Regions from separate parts of the Homo sapiens genome. Here region 1 is linked to region 2. A link is an interaction called in ENCODE POLR2A ChIA-PET data of the cell type or tissue named here. Cell type or tissue: PC-9. All regions are shown on one strand.

Evidence for each region. ChIA-PET counts read pairs that join two places held together with the same protein. Peaks named below come from ENCODE experiments on the same cell type or tissue, not always from the same donor. Only the 100,000 strongest peaks of a DNase experiment are listed, where the experiment ranks them.
Region 1: POLR2A ChIA-PET joins it to region 2 with 13 read pairs; 6 of 35 experiments call an interaction of 5 or more read pairs at or near these places.

What each region holds. Positions count from the first base shown.
Region 1 is chr3:195,383,679-195,391,678 of GRCh38, reverse strand. All of the region lies in intron 2 of ACAP2 (ArfGAP with coiled-coil, ankyrin repeat and PH domains 2), which reads left to right. Among named protein-coding and RNA genes, the nearest start is that of ACAP2, 55 kb to the left of the region's middle. In PC-9, no CTCF peak of the experiment used is centred here; DNase peaks (open chromatin) are centred at 3,258, 4,748, 5,928 and 6,508; H3K27ac peaks cover 1,775 bases.
Region 2 is chr3:195,511,884-195,519,883 of GRCh38, reverse strand. PPP1R2 (protein phosphatase 1 regulatory inhibitor subunit 2) reads left to right here. Exons shown (of 6, transcript NM_006241.8): 5 at 699-866; 6 at 2,942-5,456. The coding sequence ends at 2,988. Among named protein-coding and RNA genes, the nearest start is that of PPP1R2, 27 kb to the left of the region's middle. RefSeq lists a silencer at 2,846-3,046. In PC-9, no CTCF peak of the experiment used is centred here; no DNase peak of the experiment used is centred here.

The DNA.
Region 1 (8,000 bases), 130 kb after region 2:
TTATTATCCCAGTTTTACACATGAGGAAAGTAAGACTAGAGACACTAAGTAGCTTGTGTAAAGTCTAATCTAAGTGCCAGAGCAGGAATTCAAATCCATGTCTGACTTCAAAGCTCACTAAACATCCTTTATGTTGTTAGAAGCTTTTTCTGGGGCCAGGTGTGGTGGCTCACGCCTGTAATCCCAGCACTTTGGGAGGCTGAGATGGGCGGATCACCTGAGGTCAGGAGTTTGAGACCAGTCTGACCACCATGGAGAAACCTCATCTCCACTAAAAAAATACAAAATTAGTGTGGTGGTGCATGCCTGTAATCCTAGCTACTCGGGAGGCTGAGGCAGGAGAATCGCTTGAGCTGGGGAAGTGGAGGTTGCTGTGAGCTGAGATCGTGCCATTGCACTCCAGCCTGGGCAACAAGAGTGAAACTCCATCTCAAAAAAAAAAAAAAAAAAGAAAGAGAAGCTTTTTCTGTATTTTCTACCAAAAAGATTGCATCTTTCTTTTTTGTTGCTTAATGGATTTCATATATAACCTGACCATTGTATAAATTTGGGTCTGGCCACGTTCAAATGTAAATACAATTTAAAATATTAATTCCATTTTTAAGCTAATACCAGAAATACTTATAGATACTCAGTAATCTGTATGGTCATATTTTATGGAAGGGTAAATGTACATTGATTCCCTCCATCTATATTATTGATGATTTTTTTGGTGTCTGTCCAAGAAACACTGTTTGCTATATAGTAGGCAGAAGCAGTAGAATGAGTAAGACAGCTTCCGATCCATTTGTTTAGATACTTCTGAAACCACTGCTCATTTACATGTTTCTCTTTAAATTTCTGGAGATAAATCAGATGTATATATTTGAAATACCTTTTCTGAAAATAATTTTCTAGTTTAATAATTATAATTATAAATGGCATTGCTGTGTAACGTAGTGCTCCTGAGACCTTAACTTTGCTTAGGAACCCCTGGGGGATCTTCCCTGGGGATCCCATCTTGTGAAAAAACAGATTCTGATTCAGTAGCTGGAGACACCTGAGATTTTGTGTTTGTAACCGGATTCCAGGTGACGCCCGTGCTGTTGGCCCATGGACCACGCTTTTGAGTAGCAAGGATATAAAATATATTAAGCTGAAGGTTTTCAAATGTTTTGAAACCATGAAACACACATCTTTATATAATATAAATAGTCTAGAAACTATATTTAGTTCTATATGTAAACAAATTACATCAAAATTTTAGAAGATGTTTAGAGATAAGTTATTTTTGTATAGTACTGTATAATTTTTAAAGCCCTGTAATATATAGTAGTATCCTTTTAATTTTTACAATAATCCTGTAGGGTTAGATAGGACAAGTGTTATTACTCCCGTTTTATAGCTGAGGATACCAAAGCCCAAGGAAGTGATGAGGACTTGCTTCAAATCACAAAGTAGAAGAGGCACAACCAGGGCTAGAACCCCTTTTCTTTTTTTTTTGAGACAGAGTCTTGCTCAGGCACCCAGGCTGGAGTGCAGTGGCGCGATCTCGGCTCACTTGCAACCTCCGCCTCCCAGGTTCAAGCACTTCTCCTGCCTCAGCCTCCTAAGTAGCTGGGACCTCAGGCTCACGCCACTATGCCTGGCTAAGTTTTTGTATTTTAGTAGAGACGGGATTTCACCGTGTTGGCCAGACTGGTCTCGAACTCCTGTGCTCAGGCAATCCGCCCGCCTCGGCCTCCCAAAGTGCCGGGATTACAGGCATGAGCCACTGCACCCGGCCCCTCTGTCTTTATGATCAGTTCAGCGCTCTTCTTGCGCATCACTGCACTTCAGGATCCGCGTTGGGGGAGCACCTGCCACTGGGAAAGGTTCTGAGGAACGCTAGCTGGCTTCCAGCAAGTCTTTGTAAAAATTAATATTTTAATTTTGGATAAGGAGATTATTTGAAAATGCCTTCGTTTTCTACTTAAAAATTACATGTCTGGCTTTTTATTACTATTTTATTTTATTTTATTTTTTACCCTGAGGCATTACATTTATTTTCAAGTACTCTTTAAAACAAAATTTTAAATTCTCAAAGTAGACAACAGAAAATATAGTTTTGATTTTATGGAAGATTTATGAGAGAGTATGTAGAGGGGCAAGTCCTTCTAGAATCACAGAGTGGTATAAGAAGGATATCTTATTACTTATATATACATAAGTGATACATATATTATTACATATGTATTATATACATGAAATAAGAGTAAGGTAATAAGGTAGAACCACATGTAAATCATATGAAACACTGTGGTGGGACACCTCAGACTTTAAAATACCTAAACAGATAGAATCCACTGACAGTGTTTTTGCTGATTATTTTGCTGTTATGAGTGGATTCTTTTTTCCTTTGTATTATTCACTTGGGGTAGGGCACACACACTGCTAGAATCTTCAGACCAAAAGATTCAAATCTGAAACAAGTTATTGAAGTATCGACATTGAGTGCTAAGAACTATAAGCCCGTTCTAGAGTCTGTCTTACCCAAAGGGCTACCAAGACACATGGAAACCTGACAGCTTAAAAAAATCACTGTTTTCCCTCGCACTAAAGTTCCATAGTTACTTTTATATTTCGTACCTCTTCCAAATTCTTTTTTTTTTTTTTAATTTTTAATTTTTTTTTTAAGAAATGGATTCTTGCTCTGTCACCCAGGCTGGAGTGCAGTGGTGTGATCTCGGCTCATTGCAGCTTCCACCTTCCAGGTTGAAGCGATTCTCCTGCCTCAGCCTCCTGAGTAGCTGGGATTACAGGGACACGATACCACACCTGGCTAATTTTTTCGTATTTATAGTAGAGACAGGGTTTCACCATATTGGCCAGGCTGGTCTCGAACTCCTAACCTCAGGTGATCTGCCCGCCTTGGCCTCCCAAAGTGCTGGGATTACAGGCGTGAGCCCCCATGCCCAGCTCAAATTGTTAATCTATTAACTATTATTTTTATTTTAGAAACTATGGGGAGTTAGCATAGAGAAGAGAGGCTGAGAGGAGGAAGTGGTTGTTATTGAAGGTAGTGTCAGTGAAGGACTAATGTGGGTGGTGGAGGGGTTGCTCCAAGTCTAGGTTAATGATTTCATAGCTTTGTGCAGGGCAAGTTCCACCTATAGTATCATTGTAAATCATGCCAGGGACAGGTTAAACTAGCTTGTTGACTTTGCCTATAATGTATGCCACCAGTAGTTCATTCTTTGTGGTGAATAAGGCTTTATGAGTGGCATTGCTCTACGGAGTTCAATTATTGATCCATTCTTGCCAGGTGTTCTGTCATTGACAGCATCATAGTGCATCATAGTTGCCATCTAGGCTTAATTTCTGCATGTGTTGCATTGTCTGACTGGCATGCTTGTTCCCCATTGAGCAGATACTCTTTAAATCTCAGCCAAGTACTACCAAATGTTGGCTCTTTTTCTTCTGTTGCATTGTTTCTTGCATGTACTCTGATTTAAGCTGTTATAGTATTGTAATTTTGGGTGGGGAGCATAGCCTAGTAGTTAAGAACACAAACATTGGCTCTTTTTCTTCTGTTGCATTGTTTCTTGCATGTACTCTGATTTAAGCTGTTATAATATTATAGTTTTGGGTGGTAGCATAACCTGGTAGTTAAGAACACAAAGCCTGGAGCTGCTGCTGGGTTTGAGTCTGGCTCTATCATTTACTAGCAATATGGCCTTGGACAAGCTCTTCAACCTTTCTGTGCCTCAGTTTCTTCTCTCCAAAATGGGGAAAATAAGAGTGTCTATTTCATAGGATTATTATGAAACTAAAATGAGATAATACATGTAAAGTACTTAGCACAGTTCTTGGCACGTGGTAAATTCTAAATAAACAATGATGCTGTCTCTTCAACAGACTGTTAGCTCCTTGAAGAGAGATTGTCCTTAAAAAGGGGAAAAATGGGCTGGGAGTGGTGGCTCACGCCTGTAATCCTAGCACTTTGGGAGGCCGAGGCAGGCGAATCACTTGAGGTCAGGAGTTTGAGACCAGCTTGGCTAACATGGTGAAATCCTGTCTCTACTAAAAATACAAAAATTAGCTGGGTATGGTGCCCCTGGCGTGGTTGTGTGCGTGCGCCACTGCACTCCAGCCTGGGTGACAGAGCAAGACCCCATTTCCAAAGAAAAAGAAAAAACCCTCATTTGTTTTGTGTACTTGGTGTATACAAAGTCTTATGTTTTACTTATATTATTTCTTATTATTATAGCAATATTGCAAAATTGATATCCCTAATTTGCGCATGAAAAAACAAGAATTGGAGAGTATGTTACTCAAGGATAGTCAGCAGATAAGTTGTTTGTATTCCTATCATCTGGCAGAGTGTCTATGACATAGTAATTGCTTAGTAAAAAGTTGTTGAATGAATTAGGGATATTAGTTTGATAATTTAGATGGACTTGACATTTAATCTTGTTGTAGGTAAAAATCTTCCCTCTTTGTAGGTTTATATTATTCAGTTAGAATCTCATTTATCAGTGTCATCTAACAAGTATTTTGACAGCTGGCAAAATCTCAGTCTTCTCTCTTTCTGCCTCCCTCCCTCTTCATTGCCAAGTCCGTCCTTCCTCCTGGATAGCTGCAGCGTATATGTGGTTCTGCTGTATGACAATTTCATTTTCTCTGTAACTCCTGTGATGGTGACCTCTGTTCTACTTCTGATACCTATTTCATGGCTATGTTCTGTGCCTCATCACCCAGGGTTCTAATCTTTGAAATCTGGAATGCTGATATCCTACTTTCTGAGTTGAGTCTCCAGTCCTTCCAGTTCTCAGCCTCATTACTGCTTTTGTTCTTCAGCCCTACCTCTGGTCTTTCACTATCCGCTTGTGATATTCCAGATCACTTTTTTTTTTTTTAAATTTTACTTTAAGTTCTGGGATACATGTACAGAATGTGCAGGTTTGTAACACAGGTATACATGTGCCATGGTGGTTTGCTGCACCCATCAACGCATCATCTAGGTTTTAAGTCCCACATGCATTTGTCCTAATGCTCTCCCTCCCCTTGCCCCGCACCTGACAGGCTCCGCTGTGTAATGTTCCCCTCCCTGTGTCCATGTTTTCTCATTGTTCAACTCCTACTTATGAGTGAGAACACGCGGTGTTTGGTTTTCTGTTCCTGTGTTAGTTTGCTGAGAATGATGGTTTCCAGCTTCATCCATGTCTCTGCAAAGGACATGAACCCATTCTTTTTTATGGCTGCTCAGATAATTTTTAAATACACTTCAATGTATTCCTCTTTTTTGTAATTAAAAAAAGTTGAGATAAAATTAACCTAACATAAAATCCAGTATTTCAAAGTGAGTAATTCATGGTTTTTAGTATAGTCCCAGTGTTGTACAACTATCACCACTATCTAATTCCAAAATATTTTTCACCCCAAAAAGAAACCCTGTATCTATTAGCAGTCACTCCCAATTCTCCTCTCCCTCTGTCTTCTGGCAACCTAATCTACTTTCTGTCCCTGGATTTGCCTATTCTGAACATTTCAAATAAATGGAATAATACAATATTTGGTCTTATGTGACTAGCTCCTTTCTCTTAGCATGTTTTTAAGAGTCATCCATGTTGTAGCATGTATCAGTCCTTTGTTTTTATAGCTGGATAATGCATCATTGCATGGATGTACCTCATTTTGTTTATCCATTCATCAGTTGATGGACATTTGAGTTGTTTCCCTTTTGTGGCTGTTGTAAATAATGCTGCTATGATCCCTTTCAGAGTACTCTTAATGTTATTACATCATTATTTCTCTTCAGAGACTTTCATGTCCCTTCCATAATAGCTACTCTGCAGAATTCTCCACTATTTTAAGTCTGACCATCTATATTATTTGTCCCGTATCTGGCCTATAAAACCCTACAGGGGAAGTTACACAACTGTTTGGTGAAACCAACTGATGGTGCTACACATTCCTGGAATTCTTGATATAAAGCAGTTTCCTCCAGACCCAGTCAGGTGCCTTTCTTGTTACCGTTAGTGGCTCTTCAAGACCTCAGGATTTGCCACATTGTTCTTCATTCTCAACAGATGACCTTGTCTCTTCTTCTGCTTGGTGGGAATGCCTTTATTTCTTGCTGCTAATCTAGAAGTTTAACAGAATCTGTTCTTACCATTTTAGTTTTTCTGCTTCTTTGAATAATAAAAGTATCCCTTTTTCTATGCAGTTCCAAGCCCCTTACCTCCTCAGGACTTTGCTTTAGCATCTCTCTCCTTTCCCTTCTCTGCCACCTCTATCTTAAGTAGATAAAGATTTTTTTTTTTTTTTTTACTAAGTTTGTTTCTTAGTAAAACAAAACAAAAGCAAACAACAATAGGAAAACCTCTCCCTCTGACAAGGAAGCACAAATCTCTATTGAATAATTACCATGTGCCAGTAAGTTTGTGCTAAGAATCTTTTTTTTTTTTTTTTGAATACAGAGATAGGGTTGTTGACCAGGCTGGTCTCAAATGCCTGGCCTCAAGAGTTCCTCCCATCTTGGCCTCCCAAAGTATTGGGCTTACAGGCATGAGCCACGCCTGTGCTAAGAATCTTTATGTGCATTCCCTTAGTCTTTTTTTTTAGTAACCATATATGGTTTGGTACCATTGTTATGTGTGATACAGAAGAAGAAATGGAAGTTTGTTGAGGTTAAGTTCACTCAGTCTCACTTAGATGTTTAAGTATGACAGTAGGTTGAACCTAAGCAGACTTAGCTGAGAACCCTATATTTTTTGCCGTAATATTTTACTATTAACCTGTCTCTCTTTGTTTTTATGGAAACTTTTAATTATTTTTGAATTTAATTTGTTGCATAATACCACCTATGTAGTACACAATTTGAAGGTAAAAAAGTGTGTACCCAGTGAAAATCAGTCATTTTCTAATCTCTTTCCTAGAGGAATGCACTGAACTAGTTTCTCTTGCGCCCTTGTGCAATTTTCTTTTTTTTTTGAGACAGCCTCGCTCTGTCACTGAGGCTGGAGTACAGTGGCATGATCTCAGCTCACTGCAACCTCTGCTTCCCGGGTTCAGGCAATTCTCCTGCCTCAGCCTCCTGACTAGCTGGGACTACAGGTGCGCACCACCATGCCTGGCTAATTTTTGTATTTTTAGTAGAGGTGGGGTTTTGCCACATTGGCCAGGCTGGTCTTGAACTCCTGACCTCAAGTGATCTGCCCAACTTGGCCTCCCAAAGTTTTGGGATTACAGGCGTGAGCCACCATGCCTGGCCTTTTCACAAAATTTTCTAAGTATATAAAAGTATTTGTACTCTTCAGTACAAATGACTCTCCCCATTTCAACAAAAATATTAGCACTGTTCTACATTTTGATTTTTCTCTTAATATATCGTGGATGTTATTTGTTGTTATAGAGCTGTCTCATTTTAAAAAATGGTTGAATTGTATTACCTTTCATGGCTATATCATAATTTATTTATCTAGCTGTCCACTGAGAGACGCTTAGCTTGCTACCAATATTTTACTGTTACCGCAGTGAATATCTTTACATGTGTCATATGGCCTATCTGTAAAATATAGTTGTAGAATACATTTTAAAAAGTGAAATTGCGAAGTTAGAAGGTATGTATGTTTTAAATTTTGATAGCTCTCGCTAAACTGCCTTCTGTAGATATTGTACCAATTTACACTCCTACCAACAATGCGTGAGAGTGACTATTTCCCCATAACTGCCCTCTTTAAAACAGCATGTTATCAAACTTTTTCATCTTTGCTGTTAGTAAAAGAAAAAAAAATAGTAATTTCCATTTCTTTTATTATAGTGAGAATGAATATCTTTTCATGGGTTTAAGACACATGTATCTCTTTTTTGGGGGGTAATTATCTCTGCATGTATGTTACCCATTTTTTCTAGTGAATAGTTGGATTTTCAAAATGATTTATATACCCTTTTTTATGGTACGGAAACTTGTCCTTTGTGATTTATCTTAATATTGTTTTCCTATGTTGTTTCTTTTGACTGTGTTTGTTTTTTCCTTA
Region 2 (8,000 bases):
ATTATGTATTCATAAATAGTTGCTCTAGTGTGATCAGTTGTGTTGCTGCCAGCTTTATGTTTCTATGGTGAAGACTAAAATGAAATATTTTGGAGTCACTTCACCATTACTTTATAATACGTTTTTCTTAAAATTACTCTGAAAATGAGGTTACGTTTTTAGCCAACAATGTCTTAAATCATGGCAGTTTCTTAACAGGTAAGAATTGTTTTAAAGGATTTTTTCTTAATTATAAAAATAGAAAATAATAAAATATTAAAACTACTTCATTGTTCCTTGACTCAGAATTAAACACTGTTAATTGCTGAGTCTTATTTTTCTCTCTGTGTGTGTATGTGACAGGCATTGTACATAGTAAATATAGTATATGGTGTTGTAACTCGCTCTTTTGTCACCATTTAACTCTTTCTGGATAATTTTCCCATAGCTTTAATCTTTCTTCACAAATATAATTTCTAATGGCTGGATATATTCTTGTTCTTCCATTGAGATGAATGCCAGATAGTAAATATTTTAAATTTTGCAGGGCCCAGTGGTCTCTATTACGAACTACTCAACTCTGCCATTGAACACAAAAGCAGCCTTAAGCATGACAAAAACAAATGAGCATCACTGTTTCAATAAAATTTTATTTATAAAACAGGCATGGGCCAATCCTTGAGCTCAAACTTCCTAAGTTTACATTTTGCATCTTATAGAAAAAAAGCGACAATTTGAAATGAAAAGGAAGCTTCACTACAATGAAGGACTCAATATCAAACTAGCCAGACAATTAATTTCAAAAGACCTACATGATGATGATGAAGATGAAGAAATGTTAGAGACTGCAGATGGAGAAAGCATGAATACGGAAGAATCAAATCAAGGTTAGATGTTTGGAAAATGTCACTGAGACTTTTGTAATGGTCTATGCCTAAGATAATGTACTTTATTTTGCTTTAAACTTGTGAAAAAACAGAAAATTTTGCTGAGATTCGCTTTATTATACCAAATGTTTCTAAAGTTTTAACCCGCATGGCCAATTTCAGAATAATAAAGTTTTTATACCTAGAGTTGATTTGATTTTAGACCATATGTTTTATTATATGGCTTTCTTATGGTTTACTTGCCTTTAGGCAAGGATGTTTGTCTTCATATTAAGCTATATTTTGTTTTGAATATTTTAGGTCATGTTGTATTTGTCATAACGATCTAAAATTTAAAATTTTTAAATGAAACTTTTTTTTTTTTTTTGAGACAGAGTCTCGCTCTGTCACCCAGGCTGGAGTGCAGTGGCGTGATCTCGGCTCACTGCAAGCTCCGCCTCCTGGGTTCCCGCCATTCTCCTGCCTCAGCCTCCCGAGTAGCTGGGATTACAGGCGCCTGCCACCACGCCTGGCTGATTTTTTGTATTTTTAGTAGAGATGGGGTTTCACCATGTTAGCCAGGATGGTCCCAATCTCCTGACCTTGTGATCCGCCCGCCTCGGCCTCCCAAAGTGCTGGGATTACAGGCATGAGCCACCGCGCCCAGCCTGAAACATGTTTTTAGTATGGAAGATTTGGTTTTACATCCCGTTAGATACAAAGTATGTCATATCTTTCCAATACGGATTCTTTTGACTGTTGGATTGACAAGTTATTTAACTGTTTTTGTTTTTATTTTTTTTTTAAGTCTTAGACACCCAGCCCCTGCAGCCTAGCAACTCCTGATCTGTCATAGGAAATAGGTTTTATTTATTTTTTATGAACTGTTACTCTGGTATTTAATGAAGTGAATCTTCTGCATCACTAATGGAGATTTTTTGTGCCCACCACCTACTCCTTGTACTTACAAACTTCATACTTTTCAGTGGAGGCGTAACTGATGTTATTTGTGGTGCCCAGAATGGTTAAGTCTTAGGAAATTAAATAATTATTGTATTACCATTTTGGTAAGCATAGTATTAAATATGAATAATTCTATGATACAGCCTGATGAGTTGCTGTCTCATAGTGTCAGGATTACAGTACTTTTTGTTATTCCGTAATATGCTTCAACCTTTTAGTCTATTTCATATAGCCTTTCATTTCCATTATATATCCCATAGTCTGTTTAACTTATATTTAACTTGAGCAAACTTCATCTTACATAGTAGCTGTGGCATGTTTTTATTATCCATTTTTATTTTTATTTTATTTTTTGTTATAGAGGCAGCGTTTTTTGTTTGTTTGTTTTAACGCCATTTCTTTTGAAAAATAACTATGGCATTTTGTCCGTCTCTGCTTATAAGATATTACATTTCACATATTTAGTACATAAATATATTTTTTGTTTAAGTTTAATGGAGGATTAAAATTTTGTATTAGGTCAGTGCCTGATTTTTCTTCACTGGAGATGAAGTACACCTTGCAAAGGAGTATATCCTGCTTAGCATTATAAAACCCACAAGAATAGGATAAGACTTAGGGAAATAAGTACCTTATTTACCCCCTACCCTTTTTGGGCCCTTAACATTTTACCAGCTTTTCAGATCTCTAAGTTCTATAGAACCCATTAGTTTTGGGACAGTGCCAGTCTCCTCCCTTCCCCCTTTCCTCCCCCATTCACACAATTCATTGGAGAAAATGACATGTTTGGACTCTTAGGTGATATTTTATAGCTTTCAGGTAATAAATATGTATCTTTTTATAGCTCTGGATATTGGAGTTGTCGTAAACTCTTACCTTTCCACCTGTGACTTACAGAAATGTTCAATCTGAAACCTGTTTGTTTTATCAGCAAGTAGACACTTCTGTTCTTTAGACTATTTAGGGGAGTGTATAGATTCTTCAATTTCAGTCTAAATCAGCCTACATGAAATATACCTTATTTGTTTTTAAAATTTTTATATTTGCTTGTCATGCATGCTAATAGAAGGGAACTTTAGCCAGGGTTGACAACATATAACAAATTATGTTGACTTTTTCTTTTATCTTTGCAGGATCTACTCCAAGTGACCAACAGCAAAACAAATTACGAAGTTCATAGACGAGATTTGTTCAACACTGCAATTGTTTGTTAGATGTAAACCCTGTGACTATAGTACGTTGCTTCTTGTTCTTCACAATTCATGACTTAAGTACCAAAATGCATACCAGTTATTATATATTGCCAAGAATTAAATGATAAACTTAGAGACTGATTAGACTGAAAATGCCTAATCGATATATATATTCTTGTGCCTAGTACTTTACCACAAATACAGTGTAATATCATCAGTCCAAAACTGCATTACTTTTGTAAAAACACTGGTTAATTTGTATAAGATATTATAGAGCTTTTTATGCTTTAGAAGTTAAACAATATCTTTGGGGGGGAACTAATTTATTTTCATCACTTGAAATGTGGTAGCTCTTACAAAGTTTATTGATTTGATTTTTTTAAAAATCAAAAGCCAATTGAACAACAGGATATATAGACTGATAAATATTTAGGCTGAATAGTATTTTAACACTTGTCTTCAACTTGATTTGTCTGTTTAATTGAAAAGAATTATAAGAGTTACTGTTGCATTTTCTGACCTACTATTTTTAAAATTCCTGTTGAGTTTCTTTGTGTTTACAAGGAAAGGACTGAACTTTTTCTCATCAAAACTAGCTTTTTTCCCCACAAATAAATTATCAGGTTAAACTTTCACCAATGTCTGCTCTGTTTTTTGTTTTTGGGGGGTTTTTGTTTGTTTTTGTTTTTTAATGTTTTTGGTACACTGGGCAGACTTCAGAGCAGTTTTTTAAAAAAATAAATATTCTAATGTAGCTATCTCGCCATTCCCTTTAAATACCTGTCTTAACCTCCTGCTTTTCTTTCCTACTCCTTTCCACACATACGCACACAATCTTCTACCTTTTAAAGGATCATTAAGACTGTCACCACATTAGGAGCTCTTTCTCTCACTCTTCTGTCATTTGCTGCTATGTTGAAATTCTTATTTTGACCATCAATGCCTATGAATTCTTCTAATACGTGAAGAAAATAGTTTGAGTAGCAGCAGTGCTATAGGTGGGAAATACAGTTTAGCTGCTGAATTTCTATACCTCTCTGATTTACAGATTGCTAATTAAATGGCTATTATTAGTTTGGATTAATTAGACTTAAGAAAACAACTAACTGAGGGTTTTTTTTGTTTGTTTTTTGAGGGTTTTCTTTGCATGAGAATTGTATGTAACCAGTGATATGATTATTCCTGAATGTACAGACAGAAGTAAGCCTGGACATTGTTAAATAGTCCCTGCTTTAAGGGACTACGATAATGTGTACTATGACAAACGTGCTTTATTCTTCTAACGCAGTAAGAATTAGGTGGAATTTTTTCCTTCAACCAAGTGCAGGAAAGCCCTGTGTGTCTTGGTTTAGTTATGGTTTCATTTCTAGCCATACAATTGATGAATTGTGTACAACTTTTGTTAGTACCAAAATAATCTGTTATATGAACAGACTTCTAAAATAACGTCTGTATATTTTATATATAGATACATATATGAAAGAAGGCTTTTATTGAACAGCTTATCTTCCACTTGCAGGTTTATGGAAACAGCAGTATTTGAAAATAAATAAAAAGTGGGAGAATTCCTTGCTGTTAGAAGAATGTGGCCATTATTTTGATTTTTTGAATGAGATATATAATCAAAGTACTGCTGAACTGTGAGTGCAGTATTCTAAACATTTCAGCTAGGAATACCACTGATTTAGAAACAAAACTGTTTGTCTCTGGTTTCTGAATTTAAAATGTTGGGATTACCTGTTTAAATCTGTCTTGGGGGATGTAGAGATTAAGTCTGTACATGTGCGTGCACATATATTCATGCACCCTCTGATTTTGGTTTTCTTGTTTCTGAGTTCTTAGAAAGTACCCACATACTCTTTTTTTTTTTTTGTAGAAGTAGCTGTCATAGAGTGAAGAAAAGGATAAGACTTTAAACAGTTGATTCTTTTTGTGTTTTCTACAAACTATTTTTTGAAATTTAAATCACAAACTCATTTTCTGGTTTTTAGAAAGTAGATGATGATTTCAGAGGAGTAAGGCATGCCAAGCAGCATGCTCAGTGGGGTTTTAGGCTGTCACATGCAGCTGAGAAAAGGTATGTTCAAGTCATAAGTAGGTAATTGATAGGGTATGAACTAGTCAAAATATGAACCATTATGATTCAAGTTAGATTTTCCTCTGGAGAGACAGATCTGAATGTTCAGTTCTAGCCAAGGTAGATTTTACTTTCAACTTTTTAATCAGTATCACTTTCTGTGCTTAACTATTTGGTGTTACCTTGTCTGTTTTCATTTGTCTAAAATTCTGCAGAGATGACTAAAATTTGACATAATGGTGTAAATGGATTGTTAAGGTAACTTTCAGTTGAAGATTAAAGCAAGATGCCATTTTCCCCATGACTTTGGTTTTGTTTACATTTTTCCCTTTCAGTTAGTATACACTACACGTACTGTAATAAAATACAATAATATGACAATTGCCTGTGTGTGGATTTTATTTTATTGTTACTTAGCTATCTCAAGACCATAATCCATCGACCACTTGCCCTGGATACCAGGAGTGGATCATGGATTACGCTGTGGCCGAGTAGTTTCCTCAGTCTTAGTAGCATTGTGCTCAGTCCCTTACATCTAACCCTCAAAACCACCACACAAAGGCAAGCATTCTTATCTACACTTTGTAAGTGAGGAAAGTGCTCTTGGTCAACTTATTTATTAATCATTTCAGTGCCTCACACATGCTAAATGATAGGATTTAAATCCAAACCTAACTAAATTTCATGGTCTTTATTCATACATTTTTTGATGTAGAAAACATTTTAGAAATTGTACCTTACAAATAAATGTATATGGATTATTGATCCATAACTATGCTTTAGGAGTAGCATTTTTCAGGTGTTTGAGCTTCTGGGGTTTTTTAAAATCTGAAAAATTGGAAATAACTTAATTTTGTTTGCAGTTTGTGTGCCATCTAGGAAAAATCGCTCAAAAGCACAAATAGCCAGTGGCTGGAGATGAATGCATGTCATTTGGTTGTGTTTTGCAAGTTTGTTTCTTAGCAGGCTGTTTCAAGCTCAGAACGTGATTTTTTTCATACAATCCATCTTAACAAGTCAAGGACCGTGTCAGCCTATAAAAGCCAACATGTACCCAACACAGGATTGCCCAGTGTGTTCCATGAAACCCTTATCCCACACCATGCTCCGTGAAAATGAGGCAATAAACAAGCCTCGCACATACTGTGTACTTTATTCCCCAGCCTCTTGGAGACTTATGTACATTATTATCATAATAAGGAGTCTGAGCAGTCCTGCTTATAGGAACCTATTTAAAACTTAGTTTTACCTTTTTCAAACATATCTCACTGTAACCACCCCATTTTGTCCATCAAATAACATCCCAAGTAGGGCAATAGGCCAGGGTCTCTCATATATCAAACTTGGACTTTCTCCTAAAAGAGGAAGAGAATGGTTTATCAGTGAAAGAAGGAAGACATGGTAGCAATAACTGCAGGGTATTGATGGATCGGATACAACTTGCCAAACATAAGATTTTACTTTTTGGTAACTTATGCAAGAAACTGCAAAATATATATTCAGGACAGATTAATGTGTAGTTGTGGTTGGTTATAAGCTGCAGTGGTTTTGTACTGATAGACTAGTATTCCAAAGACCTGCTGCTCAAGCAGATTTTTGGAATGTCTTACACTCGCTGTCCACTCTTTGCATAGTTGGTTGACAAGAGCACGTCTGCTACCCGTCAAGAAAATAGAAGAGCAGATAACAAGTGTCTCTGGTCTGTGGCTCATACCCCCAAACTTGGTTACTCCAGCAAAGTGGTTTTGGGATTCGACTCATCAGGTTTTTGATTTGAGGAATTATTGGGGGAGGTAACGCTGAGAGTAGGTGAGTGAGGATGCATTTGGCAAGTGTTTAGTCATGATTTTATCTCAACTGCCCAACCTGAAATTTTTTTCAGTAAAGTCTGCCAAGTGTTCGGCATTTCAGTTCTATTACCAATGGGAATTGTTGCAACTGGAAGATAACGCCTATAAATTGCTCCTATCTGTTTAATTGTGTGTGGATTGATGACAGTGTTGACTAGAACTAGAAGAGGATTCTGCAGGCTAATCTTTTATATCTTAATATCATTTGACCTCACTTATTAAGCAAAGAGGATTATAAGCAGCTTTTCAGTATGCCTTGTTCTAATGGTTCAGTCTGAAAAAGTGTTACCAATAATAGACTAATGAAATGAACATAGGAAGCAAAGTTTAGTTACATTCTCGTTTAGTTAGGCTTCTTGGTCTTGGAAGTATCCCTGTATAAGCAATTACTTAGCGTCAGAATTCTATGTTTTTATCTTCCTATGTAAAAGACACTCTCAATTGAAAAATAAGCATTTTATCATAGGGCACTGTGCCAAGCTAAATTGGGAAATACACACATAAGATTATTTCCCTGCCTTTAAAGAGTTTCAAGCTTAGGTGTGCAGAGCAGAGAGGGAGCGCTGCTTTGCAAGAACAAGGAAGGAGTAAGAAGACATTCACCCTCTGCAGCCATTCTCAGGAGGCCTTTCTGGTAGGTGAGACTGAGAAGGCTGGGCTAGCAAGCCACTGCCATTTATCAGAGTTTTATGTGGATTTTCTTCGTACCAAATGAAGATCTCCGATATGTTTGGTTTGGCTCTGTGTCCCCACCCAAACCTCACATTGAATTGTAATCCCCATTGTTGGGGAGGGACCCAATAGGAGGTGATTGGATCATGGGGGTAGATTTCCCCCTTGTTGTTCTTGTGATGAGGAGTGAGTTCTCAGGAGAGTTAGTTGTTTAAAAGTGTGTAGCACTTACTCCTTTTCTCTCTCTCTCCTGCCACATGTGAAGATGTCCCTACTTCCCCTTTGCCTTCCACCATGATTGTAGGTTTCCTGAGGCCTCCCAGTCATGCTTCTTGTTAAGCCTGTGGAACTGTGAATTAATTCAACCTCTTTTTTAAATAAATAACCCAGTCTCAGGTAG